Regions from separate parts of the Homo sapiens genome. Here region 2 is linked to region 1. The links are chromatin loops, found by intact Hi-C in ENCODE. Cell type or tissue: gastrocnemius medialis. All regions are shown on one strand. Links, peaks and the distances in the headings refer to the core of each region. The heading gives the core; the rest is flanking DNA.

The links. A loop is a pair of places that touch in the nucleus more often than their neighbours do. Peaks named below come from ENCODE experiments on the same cell type or tissue, not always from the same donor. Only the 100,000 strongest peaks of a DNase experiment are listed, where the experiment ranks them.
Region 2: a loop joins it to region 1, with 10 times the contacts of the local background. A loop is called at or near these places in 77 of 110 quality-filtered maps.

Annotation. Positions count from the first base shown.
Region 1 is chr1:220,871,296-220,879,040 of GRCh38, reverse strand. The region is part of intron 1 of HLX-AS1 (HLX antisense RNA 1); the gene reads left to right. Among named protein-coding and RNA genes, the nearest start is that of HLX, 4.3 kb to the left of the region's middle. RefSeq lists a silencer at 1-41. In gastrocnemius medialis, for the core only: a CTCF peak has its summit at 4,644 (motif pointing left); a DNase peak (open chromatin) is centred at 4,610; H3K27ac peaks cover 331 bases.
Region 2 is chr1:221,200,746-221,208,490 of GRCh38, reverse strand. No RefSeq gene overlaps it. Among named protein-coding and RNA genes, the nearest start is that of LINC02817, 130 kb to the left of the region's middle. In gastrocnemius medialis, for the core only: CTCF peaks have their summits at 4,632 and 4,834 (motif pointing right); a DNase peak (open chromatin) is centred at 4,840; H3K27ac peaks cover 1,748 bases.

The sequences.
Region 1 (7,745 bases), core at 3,157-5,656:
CACTCTTTAGGGCTCTGCAAAGCCCGCCTCCCGGTGGAGAGCGGAGCGCGCTTTGGCCCCTTTGCTTCCCTTCTCTTGACCTCATTCTGCTTTTATTCCAGGAGTCCGTGTCCTCGGCAAAGCCCCTCATCTTTCCTGGGCCCTTGCCCAAATGTTGCCGCCCTGAGTCCCGGCCCAACTCAGCACCGCGTCCGCCTCGTGCCTCCCAGGAGATCCTCCGGGAAGCGAGGAGGAGGGGCGGCCGCAAATTGGTTTTATTCTGAGCTGTCACACAGTGACAAATTGAACGAGTGACTTTTCAAACAAAATAAGACGGATGGCTCCAAACGTCTCTCTTAGACGCAGCCAAACCTTTCCCCGGAGCCTCAGAGGCTACAAAACAGGCTGCCTCCCGAAACCCGGGAGAGCGGCACGCGCTTCCATCCTTTGCAGGAGGTTGTAGGAAATGTTAGCCTCACCCCTCCACCACATCTCCGGATCACGTGGGGTTCGTTGTTTTGCAAGTGCCCACAAGAGCAGATTTCCGTGGGGTTCAATACTGCTTTCAATTCTGTGACAGCTTCCCCAGGAACCCCTTGGGCCTGGTTGCAGGAGGAGCTGCGTGGTGGTCAACGTCTTCCATTCGTGCCTTGGGTCTTTAGAACGCAGGGTAGTGGTGGTGGAGGTTTTGTGCAACATCGACATATCTATTTTAAGAATTTCTTCTCTTTAAATTATAGTCAGAATGAATTTCCCCACCCCTCTCCCAAACAAACCACAGGCCACCCAGATGAGCTGTTCTTGCACATTTTCAGGAAGAAAATAAAATAATACGAATAATGAAACCACGAAAACTTTTGTTTTCGATTGCCCTAATAAGCATCTCCTAACAGGGATTCTGTGACATTTTTATTTCCCTTCAGCACGAAGGCTCCTCACCAAATAAACCCAGAAAAGCAAGTGAACTTGCCATGCCTATCTCGAGTTCAGGGTTTGGGCTTATAAAATTAATTTCTGGTGTTTTCTCTAGCCCCTTGATGCAGATGCTATCCTTTTAAGCTTTTGACTTTCTCCTGGAAAATTATCAATCACTTCTGATCAGCCAGCACTAAGATCTCTCCCTCTCCCTCTCTCTCTCCCTCCTCCCGCCCTCCAGCTCTCCCGCTCTCGCTCTCCATCTCTCTTTTACTGAAAGGTTTTCTTCCCCTGCTCCACGCAACCAGGAGAGAGGTGCTATTTCCAGAGATAGATGGGTGTGTTTGGCTGAAGGTAGGGGTACCTGGGGCGAGAGACGTATTAAGACCAGTTTTTCTGTGTCAAGGTGAAGGCAAAGGAGCGACAAGTACAACATGGGCAATTGAGGCGCTGGCTGAGGGTTCTGGTGAGCCTTCGGTGGGAGTGTGCGTAGCGGAGGCCGTGAGCCCTCTGCTTTCTAGTGCCACTTCCAGTTTGATTGCGTTTCTAATTTGACTGCAAACATTTAGACCTCAGCCTAAGCCCAAACTCACGGTTGTGAAAGAGGTGCATTTACTCCTTACCCGAGGCAGCGCCGCGCGCCCTCACCCTCTCTCTTAAGAAATAAGACTCCCCTATCAGCTTTCACCCTTTCCAAGGTTTGCGACGCTCCGGGGTGGGCACGGGATACAGACCCGGGGGAATGCGAGTCCTCAGGGTTCCCTAGGTGCCCACAACTCGCATCTGCCGAGATTCAAGGCCCGGAGCGCTGGGCAGATGCGGCGAAAGCGAGGCCCCGAGGCCCGCCGACTCCTCGCGGCGCCGCGAGCCTCCCTTTCTCCGCCAGGCCCGCGGCTGGAGTGCAAGTTGCAACTTCGCCTGCGCGCCCCTTGCTCTCCCAGGCCTCAGCTTCCTCGCAACCGCGTCGGCGCCATCCAAGGCCTTACTCCCAGCTCCCGGAGGCAAACGCGAAATACAAGTCTTTGGAGCGACCCCCGCCGCCCCCTCTACCCCTTCCCCAGGCCCAAGCCTGGCCCCTGCAGGCCCCTCGCCGAGTTCTGAGCCCGCAGACTCCCGCCCTCCTTACTCCCCACTCTTCAGAACCAAGAAAGCAGCAGGAAACCCTGGGCTCGCCGGAGTTCAGGTCATCTCCTGTTTTTTGATGGGCTCAAACTCGGGACTAAATGAGCGGATGTGCCTGCGAGATTGGTCTCAAAATAGAAGCGGCCTTAGTATTTTAGGATACTGCAGAAATCCTTATTTCTTCCGGAGAAAAACTCTATAATGACTCCTAGCACTTCCCCTTTCAATATTTGTGCAACTTTATCTCCACCGGCAAGTTGCTCGGGTGACGCAAATCCGCCCTTATGTATTACAACTACCAAAATAAATGCACGGAAATCAATTCCCTTCTAGCAATGAAAATATAAATATACAGCTGCGACTTTCCCCTTTAATCTTTGCTTTCCGAGAGGCTCCGGGCTGTGGCGAAATGAACTGGCCCAGAGCTACTGAGCCGGGCAGGGAGGTCCTGGGGGTAGAGGCGAGGGCTCCCCAGGGGCTGGTAGCCATGGGGGTTGAGAATTTAACAGGAAAGAAAAGGGCCTGGCTAAACCGAATTAACTTGAGCTTGGTCTACGCAGCGGAGACCCTAACTGTGGCCTCTTTTCTTTGGAAAATATCGCATTGGCTGGGGTTTCTGATCATGCTGACTGCTGTTTTTAATGCTTTCAACTCATCCCTTCACTTTTCCTAGTTAAACACAGCCAAAGACGATTTCACCATATTGGGAATGGATAAGATCAGAGAAGGTTCGTTTTATAATTTAACAATATAGCTTATGGGGATTTAGGGTTTAAAAGGGTCCTGAATCAGGGGCTTATGCAATGACTGAGGCAAGAGATGGGTTTCACCATCCTTTGGTTCTACCTGTCTTTGGAGCCTCCATATTTAAATCATCAGTGCAGACTTTTGTCCCAAAACCAGAGTCACAGATCCACACTGAGCACAGGTCAATTATAGTGAATGCTGGGCCTTGTATATTACAGGACCATAACTCTTCAAGGACTTGAACTGGCTATATCTGCTATCTGTGTTGCTTTTTCTTGTGCATTCTGGGTAAAATAATGTGCAAGGCAGTTGCTCTGTGGACTTCGGAACCCCTCTCCTCTTAATTTCAAATATTCTTGCAAACATGGTACCTACTGGCTTCAAGAAAAGAGATGTAAATAATTAAATATTTACAATCAGAAAGAAAAAGAAACACAGCTTATCCAGCTACTTGAGAATTCAAGAAATTTGCAGCAACGTAGGAATCTGTGTATATTGTGCCTGTCTTTCTGCCAGCTGGAGACTTATGGATCACTGGTCCCAGCAGTCATACTTAGTGGTGGATATGGGAGTTCTGTTCTTTGTGGGTGCCAGATACTAGAGATTAGGACTCTAATGATCCCCCATAGACACACCCCCTACCCACACACGCATACTTTGGCCTATTCTAAGTAGGACACAACTCTCTTTCCTTGGAGACCTTAGAGTTATTCCAGAATTTCTGAGTTTTTGAGAAGAATTGGACTTTGCTATGGGGTGGGAAAAGCAAATAATGCAATAGGGCTACAAACATCCATAGCTATTTGATTTATTCTTTTTCCTTTTCTCCATTTCCCAGATGTGGCAGATTTGCAGGTGGCCAGCTCTCTATTTGGCTGTGGCCCTGCCCTTGAACTTTATCCATAGGTCTTGCTCCAAAGTTTCAGACAGCCTTTTGGCTCTGATTCCATTTGCCCTTTCCTCTCATAGGGCTTCTCACATATTTCCCTTCCTCACTACTAAGATATACCACTTTACATATATGTACCTCTCTCTCTCTCTCACACACACACACACACACACACACACACTCTCTCTCTCTCTCTCTCTCTCTCTGGGAATCTTAGAAATGTGGAGGGGAGGGGAGGCAGGCAGTTTGGGATTTGCTCCTGTTTCAAAGAGCTGCTTCTCTGCCTCTCCAAGTCATCCTCTCTACATCCAGCCAAGAAAGACCCCAAATCTCATAAAACCTATGGCAGAACCCATTTCAACATGGCACATTATAACAGACTCATATACATTTGCAATGAAATCATAAGAGTAAAATATGAGAGACTATCTGTAGCATATATGAGCTTACATACTTCATTGCACGGGCTTCTATTTAGTAGCTGTAAACAGTGCTCTCCCACTTCCCATACATTAGCCACTCACCTTGGATTTGTTGCCTGAATTATTGAATCTGAATGGCTGGTTGTTAAGGTAGGAGAAGGAGGAGTAGGTGAAAAACATATATCCAAAACAGACAGGGATGAAAGGCATTCCCAAAGCAGTATTTCTCTAAACAAACAAATAAACCTTCTTCCCTGTGAGACAGGTTTTCAAGTTAGAGCACAGGTTCTAGGGCCAGAAGAGGGACTCAGGCCCAGACTAAAAAACAGTCATGGGAAGGGATCTTCTGAAGGGAGAGGATCCTGGAGCCAATGAGAGGGATTTTGCAGATAAAGCCAATGGGTTGTTGTCCCCATCTCAGTGGTCCCAATCTGCCTACCAGCACCCGCCAGAACTGGGACAGCCCTGGATTTAATGACGGAGTCCCCCCAGCCCTGTCCCAGCCCACCAGGCCCGGGCATCTCCCTCCCTGGAGGAGCCCACCTAGTACTGAAAGTTGGTTCTCTGCTGACACCTGCTGGACCATCTCTACATTGTTTTATGGCAGTAACCATCCTGTGCCAGCAACATTGTTATGATGAAAGTTGACTCTTCCTTTTGCAAAAATGCAGGTTTCTAAAACTGGCTTTGACTAGCAGCTGTTTCCTTCCATATTGCAACAATATGGGAAGATCTTGTATTGTGTGCTTAAAATCACTAGACCGGGCAAGGGAAGCAGTCATGGTTCAGGAATAATACTGTGTACATTTTACAGATCTCAAGGTCAATTCACATTTATTATCTCACTTTTTTAAAATAACCAACTGTAGGATGCCGACGAGGGATTATTATCCCATTTGACTTTAGGAAGTTGATCCTCAGAAAGGTTAAGTGGCTTGCCCAAGGTGACGTAGTTGGGAAATGGTGTTGGAGGGAACAGAGGCTAGGTTTTCTGGTTCATCAACCGGTATTATACCATCCAGCCAATTTCTTCAGGGGAAATGGTTTATTCAGAGGAAAAACTCTCTGCCCTTAATCAGAATGTGTATTGATTTCAAACAAGGAGCTGTAGAAAAGAAGTATGTCTAACTCAGACACACTTCCCTGTCCTGAAATTTCTTTCTCTCCTCAGCATTAAATGTGGAGACTTCCTTGCCTCCCAGTATCATGCCACTTGTTAAATTCTAGTTTGGGCATCTACCCAAATGAGGCCCAAATTTGATTTGGGTGGATGCTCTAAATCAGAATTCAACAAGTAGCATGATACTGTGTCCAATTCACATCTGCAAATGAAAATAAATCCCTCAGTTTATATTCAGTTTTGTCTTTGCACTAATAAAAGTAAATCATTTTGACTATTTAAAATATCCAACCAACTAGATGCAGTTTGCCTAGGAAGGCATTTATCTAAACCTTCTCACCCACCCTCCTTGCCCTCCATCATAACATCCCAGTCACCTTTTTCCGTTGCAGCTGGAAAGCAGTCTATTTTGGTTGCCATCAAAGCCCTGACTTCAATCTCTATGACCCTCTGGATCTGAGAATGCCTCTCAGCTTCCAATGCTTCATCGCTCTCTCTAGTATTACCCTCATCTCCCCACCCTACACTTTTTCCCACAGCAGCCATGTGCAATGGAGATTTCCACAGGAAGCATGACATGTGAGGTGCTCAAGAGGCAGGAGCTTAAGAAGCCTGTGAGCAGATTTTAAGAGGTTTCTATGCAGACCCCAGAAGCAGGCATCCTTGACAGCAGGGAGCCTCAAAGCAGACATAGTGTTCCTTGTTATTCTGGTCTGCTGGAAAGTAAGAGGCTTTCAGTTGCTCTCCTCACTCCTTTGCTTCTCTTCCCTCCCCTATAACAAATATGATTTTAGTCATCAAGGTCATATAGAATCTTCTGAAATTTCTTAGAATTTTTCAAACTTACTGCCAACCTCCCTGGTTGAGAATCTCCTTTCTTCATGCCTAGATAGAGAGAAATGGTGAGTTCTAGGGCCATGCACTCTGCTAAGCACTCTACAGACATTATCTCATGTGATTCTAACTTTTTTTATTCTTTATTTTTAGAGATGGGGTCTCACTGTGTTGCCCAGGCTGGTCTCAAACTCCTGGCATCAAGCGATCCTCCCATCTTAGCCTCCCAAAGTGCTGGGATTACAGGCATGAGCCACTGGACCTGACCCTCTCTCATGTGCTTCTAAAAACAAGCTCAGGAAGGTGCTATCATTATTTCCATTTTACTTGGGGGTAAGGGAGGCTTAGAATGGTTAAGTAACTTACCTAAGGTCACAGTAAGTAGGGCACATTGGATTTGAGGCTGCATTTTTAGCCACTAGGCTCCTTGCTCATTGTTAATGTTTAATTTTTGTGTCAACTTGACTTGGCCATGGGATGCCCAGATAAACATGATTCTGGGTGTGTCTATGAGGGTGTTTCTGGATGACATTAACATTTGAGTTGGCAGACTGAGTAAAGCAGATTTCTCTCCCCAGTGTGGGTAGTAGGCCTCATCCAATCCATTGGAGGCCTACATAGAACAAAAAGCTGAGTAAGGAGAATTTACTCTCTCTACCTGTTTTCAAGCTGAGATATTGGTATTCTCCTGCACTGGGACTGGAATTTACACCATCAGTTCTCCTGATTCTCAGGCCTTCCATCTCAAACTGGAACTACACCATCAGCTCTCCTGGGTCTCCAGCATGTAGACAGCAGATCATGAAACTTCTCAGCCTCCATAATTGCTTGAGCAAACTCTATAGTTAGCAGGAGATCCCAGTTTCTGCATGCGGCAATGGCCTGCTCTGTGCACATGACTACCTACCTTTCCTGACAGCTGAGATCTCACTCTGTTTGCTTTCCTTTTCAGTTCTTCCCAGTTAACCCTCCCAAGGCCAAATAAGTTAAAACTGTTAAAAAAAAAATGGTGAAGTAGAGGCAGTGACACTTATCTGCAACCAAATATCCGTGGTTGATTCTATGATGAGCAGGAATTGATAATCACAACTCTTCATTATAGTTTGCCTTGAACTATATGTTTCGTATGATAATAATAATTTTTTTTGAGTCAGGGTCTCACTCTGTTGTCCAGGATGGAGTGCAGTGGCATGCTCAAGGCTCACTGCAGCCTTGACCTCCTGGGCTCAAGCAATCTGCCCACCTCAGCCTCCCAAGTAGCAGAGACAAGTATGCACCACCACACCTGACTAATTTTTTTTTTTTTTTTTTTTTTTGGTAGAGAAGTGGTTTCACCACATTGCCCAGGCTGGTCTCAAATTCCTGAGTTCAAGTGATCTGCACACCTCAGCCCTGCAAAGTGCTGGGAATACAGGCGTAAGCCACTGTGCCCAACTGAAACATGTTTAATATAATTATTTGATAAACTTGGTTGTAATGTTATTTTTATTGTATTCACTGTGTTATTTTCACTGTGTTCACTGTGTTATTTTCAATAAATTCCTCTTCTTAATGCTTTCAACATAAGTTCCATTATGAAAGCAGTTTGGTGTCTCTTTGTTTGTGGAGATAGAGTCTCACTCCGTCGCCCAGGCTGGAGTGCAGTGGCATGATCTTGGCTCACTGCAACCTCTGCCTCCCAGGTTCAATCGATTCTCCTGCCTCAGCCTCCCGAGTA
Region 2 (7,745 bases), core at 3,448-5,947, 330 kb before region 1:
GGATAATATCCTGAAGAGTGTTTTTCAACTTGGTTCCCTTCTCCCCATCACTTTCAGGTACAACAATCAAATGTAGATTTGGTCTTTTCAGCTAGTCTCATATTTCTTGAAGTTTTTGCTTGTTACTTTTTATTCTTTTTTCTCTAATCTTGCCTTCACACTTTATTTCATTCAGTTGACCTTCAATCTCTGATATCCTTTCTTCCACTTGATCTATTTGGCTATCAATACTTGTGTATGATTCACGGAGTTTTCGTGCTGTGCTTTTCAGCTCCATCAGGTCATTTACGTTTTTCTCTAAACTGGTTATTCTAGTTAGCAATTTCTGTAACCTTTCATCAAGGTTCTTAGCTTTCTTGCATTGGGTTAGAACATGCTCCTTCAGCTTGGAGGAGTTTGTTATTACCTACCTTCTGAAGCCTACTTCTGTCAATTCGTGAAACACATTCTCCATCCAGTTTTGTTCCCTTGCTGGCAAGGAGTTGTAATCTTTTGGAGGAGAAGAAACAATCTGGTTTTTGACATTTTCAGCCTTTTTGCACTGGCTTTTCCTCACCTTTTTGGATTTATCTACCTTTGGTGTTTGATGTTGATGACCTTCGGATGGGATTTTTGCATGGTAATCCTTTTTGTTGATGTTGATGCTATTGCTTTCTGTTTGTTAGTTTTCCTTCTAACAGTAGGCCCCTCTTCTGCAGGTCTGCTGGAGTGTGCTGGGGGTACACTCCAGACCCTGTTTGCCTGTGTATCACCAGCAGAGGCTGCAGAACAGCAAAGATTGCTGTCTGCTCCTTCCTCTGGAAGCTTCATCCCAGAGGGGCACCCACTGGATGCCAGCCAGAGCTCTCCTGTATGAGGTGTCTGTCTACTTCTTCTGTGAGGTGTCTCCCCATCAGGAGGTATGGGGGTCAGGGACCCACTTGAGGAGGCAGTCTGTCCCTTAGCAGAGCTTGAGCGCTGTGCTGGAAGATCCACTGCTCTTTTCAGGGCCATCAGGCAGGAAAGTTTAAGTCTGCAGAAGCCACGCTCACAGCCGCCCCTTCCCCCAGGTGCTCTGACCCAGGGAGATGGGAGTTTTATCTATAAGCCCCTGACTGGGGATGCTGCCTTTCTTTCAGAGATGCCCTGCCCAAAGAGGAATCTAGAGAGGCAGTCTGGCTACAGTGGCTTTGCAGTGCTGCAGTGGGCTCAGCCCAGTCAGAACTTCCTGGCGGCTTTGTTTACACTATGAGGGGAAGACTGCCTACTCAAGCCTCAGTAATGGTGGACGTCCCTCCCCCCATCAAGCTTGAGCATCCCAGGTTGACTTCAGACTGCCGTGCTGGCAGCAAGAATTTCAAGCCCATGGATCTTAGCTTGTTGGGCTCCATGGGTGTGGGATCTGCTGAGCTAGACCACTTGGCTCCCTGGCTTCAGCACCCTTTTCAGGGGATTGAACAGATCTGTCTTGCTGGTGTTCTGGGTACCACTGAAATGAAAAAACAACAACAACAAAAAAAAACCTCCTGCAGCTAGCTCAGTGTCTGCCCAAATGGCTACCCAGTTTTGTGCTTGAAACCCAGGGCCCTGGTGGTGTAGGCACCCTAGGGAATCTCCTGGTCTGTGGGTTTCGAAGACTGTGGGAAAAGTGTAGTATCTGGGCTCAAATGCACCATTCCTCACAGCACAGTCCCTTGGGGCTTCTCTTGGCTAGGGGAGGGAGTTCGCTGACCCCTTGCACTTCCCAGGTGAGGTGATGCCCCACCCTGCTTCAGCTCGCCCTCTATGCACTGCACCCACTGTCTAACCAGTCCCAATGAGATGAACTGGGTACCTCAGTTGGAAATGCAGAAATCACCTGCCTTCTGCGTTGGTCTTGCTGGGAGCTGCAGACCAGAGCTGTTCCCATTAGGCCATCTTGCCCGGAATCACATTTCTTCTTTTAGATGAAGACCTGGCTTATAATTTCTGCCAAAGAATATGGATCAGAGTATTTGATCACTGACTATTCTGACTATTCTTAAGGATGGCTACTCTGTGATATTTAGCCATCCATAGACTTAGAGAGGTTTGTAAGTTATCAATTGCTATGTAACAAATATGCCCAAAACTTAGCTGTTCAGAATAACAAACATTTACAATCTCACAATTTCTATGAGTCAAGAATCTGGGCATGGCTTAGCTGAGTGCATTCTGGTTCCAGGTCTCTTGCAAAGCTGCAATGATGGTATGAGCTGGGGCTGCAGTCATCTCAAAGCCTGACTAGGGGAGGATCTGCTTCCAAGACTGCTCATGCGACTCTTGGCAAGCTTCAGGTACTCACTGGCTGTTGACCAGGTTTATAAGGGTTTATTTTTTATTTTTAGGTTTTGTGGGTTTTGTTTGGTTGGTTGGTTTTTGTCATCTGGGCATCTCCCCATAGGGCCATATACAATATGGCAGCATACTTCCCAAAGCCTGAAGGCTCCCAGAGAGAGAGATCCAGAGAGGGCATCCAAGACAGAAGCCACAGTCTTTTTCTAACCTAACCTTGTTAAGAACATCCCATCGTTTTCTATCATGTTCTATTCATTAGATGTAAGTTCAGTGATACTGAAGAGAACAGCGTCAATACCAGGAGACAGGGATAAGTGGGGGACATCTTAGCAGCTGCCTACCACACAGTACATGACCTAAAATAGCAGCCTGAAATATCAAAACCTCATACAATTAATATATAAAATGAAGTTACTTCTGTTGCCACTGAAAAATACCAGCTGAACTGAATTTAGGGTGATTTACGTACAGGTAACTTATAAAGGCCATAATCCAAATGATCTGCCAAATATTGGAAACGAAGTATAACAAATTCCTTGTTATCATCACTATTAAATTAAGAGACTAAAGAGAAATAGTGTATTCATTCTGATGCATGGGTCATGCTCCCTTGTTATGGTTACACTTCAGTCATTTGGTGAATGTAACAACTTGACATATGAACTGCCTTTGAGAGAAATTTGGTTGAGAAGCCTCAGGACTTCATCTCAGAACAATTTCTCACTGAACATACACAGTATAATTATAACAAATCTTACCTCAAGTCATTGTGTGTGTGTGTGTGTGTGTGTGTGTGTACGAGTAAGAGAAAGAGGAAACAGTTAACCATATTCTGTATATGAGGTTGAAAATCCTTTCAACATATTGCAGCCATCAGCTTCATATTGAGATAAAAGTTCACCAACCACAATTCAGAAATTTATGGATCTTGCCATGTCCTTCTAGATTGATGGGAGTTATAAAAGCCAAATGCAATTTAGAAATAGCAAAAATAGTCCAGGTGCAGTGGCTCACGCCTGTAATCCCAATACTGTGGGAGGCCGAGGTGGGTGGATCACCTGAGGTCAGGAGTTTGAGACCAGCCTGGCCAACATGGAGAAGCCTCATCTCTACTAAAAATACAAAAAAAAAAAAAAAAGAAAGGAAAAGAAAATTAGCTGGGCGTGGTGGCACATGCCTGTAGTCCCAGCTATTCGGGAAGCTGAGGTAGGAGAATAGCTTGACCCCCGGGAGGCAGAGGTTTCAGTGAGCCGAGATTGCACCATTGCACTCCAGCCTGGGTGACAAGAGCAAAATTCTGTCTCAGAAAAAATAGCAAAAATATTATTTAAAAAACTACAAAGAAGTACTAGTCTATCAGAATTTGATTTCTTAATCTATTAAGGAAGTTTACTCTCTCTAATTTGATTTGTGACTTAGAATTATTCTAGGACATTTTAGAAAAAGGCTAATACAAGCACAATACACTTTCCTACAGCTACAGTGATATCACACTTTATAAAGTGAGGTGCAACATGTTTGGGACTCACCATGTTATCTTTGTTAAACCCAAATACACAAAAGCATCCAGCCAGTAAGTGACAGTCTGGCTACCTGTCCTAACTACCAGTCACTTTTGTTCATCCACATATTCACATTTTCCTTAACCAGGATACTTACTGTCTCTATTTCTGTATGACATGATTACAACTCTGAGAAGGCTTTTGTTCTCTAGTATTTGGAATCCTTAAAAGTACTTCACTTCGTTGTTAGAAATGAAGCAAAATTGTAGTTAAGAAAATTGTTGGGACTATAAAAACATTTGGCTCCTTTTCCCTGATCCAGAAGGTACTGTGTGTTCTTTGGATCTCAGTCAACATTTTGGGCAGTTCCAGATAAGGTATCCAATAACTTCACTTTGTGTCCCCATTTTTCTTGCCCTCATTCCAGAAAAAGTTGGATAGCTGCCTCCCAAATAATTTTATTGTGAGGGAAGTTATTATGAAAACATACTCCACTGGTTTTCACTGACCTCCAAAACACACTCCCTAATTAAGTGCAAATGGGAAACTGACTTGGGAGCAGGTTGTCTCTGATTTTGGACTTGGGAGAAGTATTAAAGTTTATGAACTCGATACGCAAGCTCCATCTGCCAAATGAGGAATTTCTTATTTCATTTGGTGACCACACTGAGATTATATAATGCTCCTCAGAAAACTCTGAATGCTGAAGATGCGTAAACCATCTGTCTATGTTGAAAGGTCAAAAAATGCACTGCCCCCACAATGTGTCTCTGGGCATAACTAATTATTTATCCAGAGAAATTTCATCATAGAGTTGTTGGGGTTTTTTTAACATTGAATTTCTACATAACCATAAAATTTTACAGTACTAAAGAGAGAGTGATCATATTCATGCTCTCACATCCTTTTACAGGAGGCTAGGGTTAGTCAGCTTTAATATTTAAAGAAACCTGAAGACCTGGCACAGAGAAGTGTGAGAAGCAGAGAAAGGAAAGCAAACAATTTCAGCTCTGCCATCGCATCTTTCCCTCCCCAGCCAGCAGGGGGCAGTAGTAACAGAGGAAGTGAAGCTGGCTTACTTCTGCGACTGAAGATCCAGAAACAAGGAGAAAGGGTGAAAGTTGCATGAGGTTTCTCTGCTCTCCAGTGACCCACCCCAGCCCCCCACCCCATTGGTGGGAGTAGACCTCAGGTGTACTTCTGAATTCCAGTTCTCCCATGGTACCAGCTTAAGTTATGACAGATAATTAACTATGTTTTGAAACCATGCTATAAGCCAGGCACTGTGTTAAGCACTTTACATGCATTTTTTTATTCCATCCTTTAGCAAAGTAGGCTAAAGTAGGTTTTGTTATCATTTGTGTTTTAAAGATGAGAAAACTGAGGCTTAAGAGATTAAGTAACTTGCTCAAGGTTACCTAGTTAAAACTCTAGCCACTAACTAGTAAAGAAAACTGCAATATTCATCTTTAACCCAGGGATTGAGTCTTATGTTTATTTAATTTGTTTTTGTGTATTTTTTCATTTTCTAAATTATTTAATCTGACAAAGATGCAGGTATTTTCAGTTGTTTTAATACTCAAAGGGTAATACATGTAATACACAATTATCAGGTGAATTTGAATGCATCAGAGTAATTCAAGAGAAGGAAAAATTTTCCCCAAATTATCAAATTTGCTAACAATGGTGATACTACTGAGTAATGTTATTAACTCAGATATTGTACAGTCACTCTTTCTTTTAGTAGGGTAGCTACAAATTGGATTTATATCATTTGTTGCCCTCTGTAGTCATTTTGCCAAAATGAAACACTCTCAGTTCAGGGTTTATAATCAGACAGACAGTGTTCTCATATCAGCTCTGTGCTTCCTTCTCTGAGCCTCAGTACCCTCATCTCTAAAAGGAATCATTCATACTTTAGGACTCATTTGATGGTTGTGAAGGTTAAACAAGCTAATACAGGTAAAACATTTAGCCTGACTCTGGCATATAGGAAGTAGTCTATAACTGCTATTATTCTGACTCAATGTCAAGCTTGGAAAACAAGTAGAGAATTCAAACAAATGTCCAGCTATTTTGGTTCTGGGTGCCAAAAGTCCAGATGTTTGAGAAACCTCAATTAATAACTATATTTGTTGGTGCTCACTGGTGTAGTTGGCACAATGTGATCACAGGTTACATTTGAGGGCAAGTGGGGGTTAATGTTCTCCCCATTCATGCACAGTTGTCCTTTGTTAGGAACTAAAAATACAAAGGTATAAAGGTTTCCCTTTCTATGTCTGCCGAAAAGATTACCGACAGTCAAGAGGCAACTTTTTTTTTAACAAGCACTTAAATTCCTTTTAAAATCTTAAATGAAAAAAAAGTATTTATTTCCTATACTTTCTTTTCAGCTTTCAAATATATCAGAAAAATCTAAATACAATCCAGTTTTCTTCACTCTAGTCTAATCCTGAGCAGCCCAGCACTGAAAATAAAGATATCCTTTATTTATAAGCATATCTTATAAATAAAAGTTTACCAACCTCCCATAGAGTTTGTGTTTCCAGGATCTTCATTGTTAAATCATTATTCAAATCATAAAAGTTGGGAAGAGACACTTATCCTTTGCAAAAAGCAAAATACAGCAAATGCATCTCCAACTCCTTTGAACTGTCTGGGTTATGTGAAAAGGATAGAAGTGTAGCTGATTCATCCACACAACCCATCTGTTTTCTGACTGGTATCAGTCAGACACCAGTCATATACTACCCCCTAAGTTCAAATGGGATTGGAGTTAGGAGGTCTAGAAACTAGTCCTGATTCTGTGACCTTGAGGAAGTCCTTCAACTTTCCTGGGCCTCAGCTTCCAAGCAAATAAAAACAAAAGGTTTAGAACATGACATAATTGCTATTAGTGTCCTGTTAAACCCTTGTCTTCTATAACCAAGATCTGTGGTTACTTGATCCAGTTGGGGGTTGTAAGATGAGGTAGACAGTCGTCAATATAGTACCTGAAGTCTACTCTTTCAGGGATAGCTCAGAGGACAACACATCAATTTCATGTTTCTCAGACAGGTACATGTGACCTCCTGGATCCTGGCCATGCTGATAGTGAATATGCAAGGCCCCAGATAAGCATAAATTATCTTCCTGGTGTATTAATTATTCTTAAAAATGTTTGAGGAAAATTTATGTTTGTGTTAAAAAGAATAATTTATTGTATAGATTTTTAAATTCTCACAAATGTGTAAGGTAAAACAGGAGGCAGTAAAGGTATTTGTCACTAGGGGTGTGGCTTCTTTAATACCTCTGACATCCTCTACAATAAAAGTACTTTGGTGAAAACGTATGTTAGATAATCAATGGTCATATTTGGAGAGTAAATACACTATTGCTTAGCTTTCTTTCTGAGTCCATGTCAACTAGTGAGTGGGAATTTTGTTCTAGAATGGTAGAGAATCCTAGGATGGGATGGGGATCTAGTGAAGGCCTATAGAGAATGAAAGAATCCATCAAAACTGGTTGTTTCTCAGTTTTTTCAAAGGCAGACTCCTGGACAAGGTGGTTGTCTTTGAAACACCGTTCTCTGAGACTGTTTGCTAAATCAAAATTTATCCCCTGAGTCAGCTTCTAAATAAGTTTTGTCATCCCTGAAAACCCAAATTAATGTTATACAAAACCATAGGAGCTATCCTCCATAACTGAATCATTATCTTACTGGTAAAACTGCAAACTCATATGGTGTTTGCCTTGTACTCTCTTCTACTCTGCTAGGCAAGCATATCCTATATAATTTTACTCCCAGTTCAAACTCCCACAGGATCTGAAGCCCGTTTCCTTGTCTGGTGGGAAGGTGATGAAAATGCTGCTGAATGGTGTGCAGGTGAAAAAAAAAAAAAAAAGTGTGTGTTTTTTGCTTGTTCCCTCCAGAAATCTCCTAATGGGAAGGTTAAGGGGAGGGGCTAG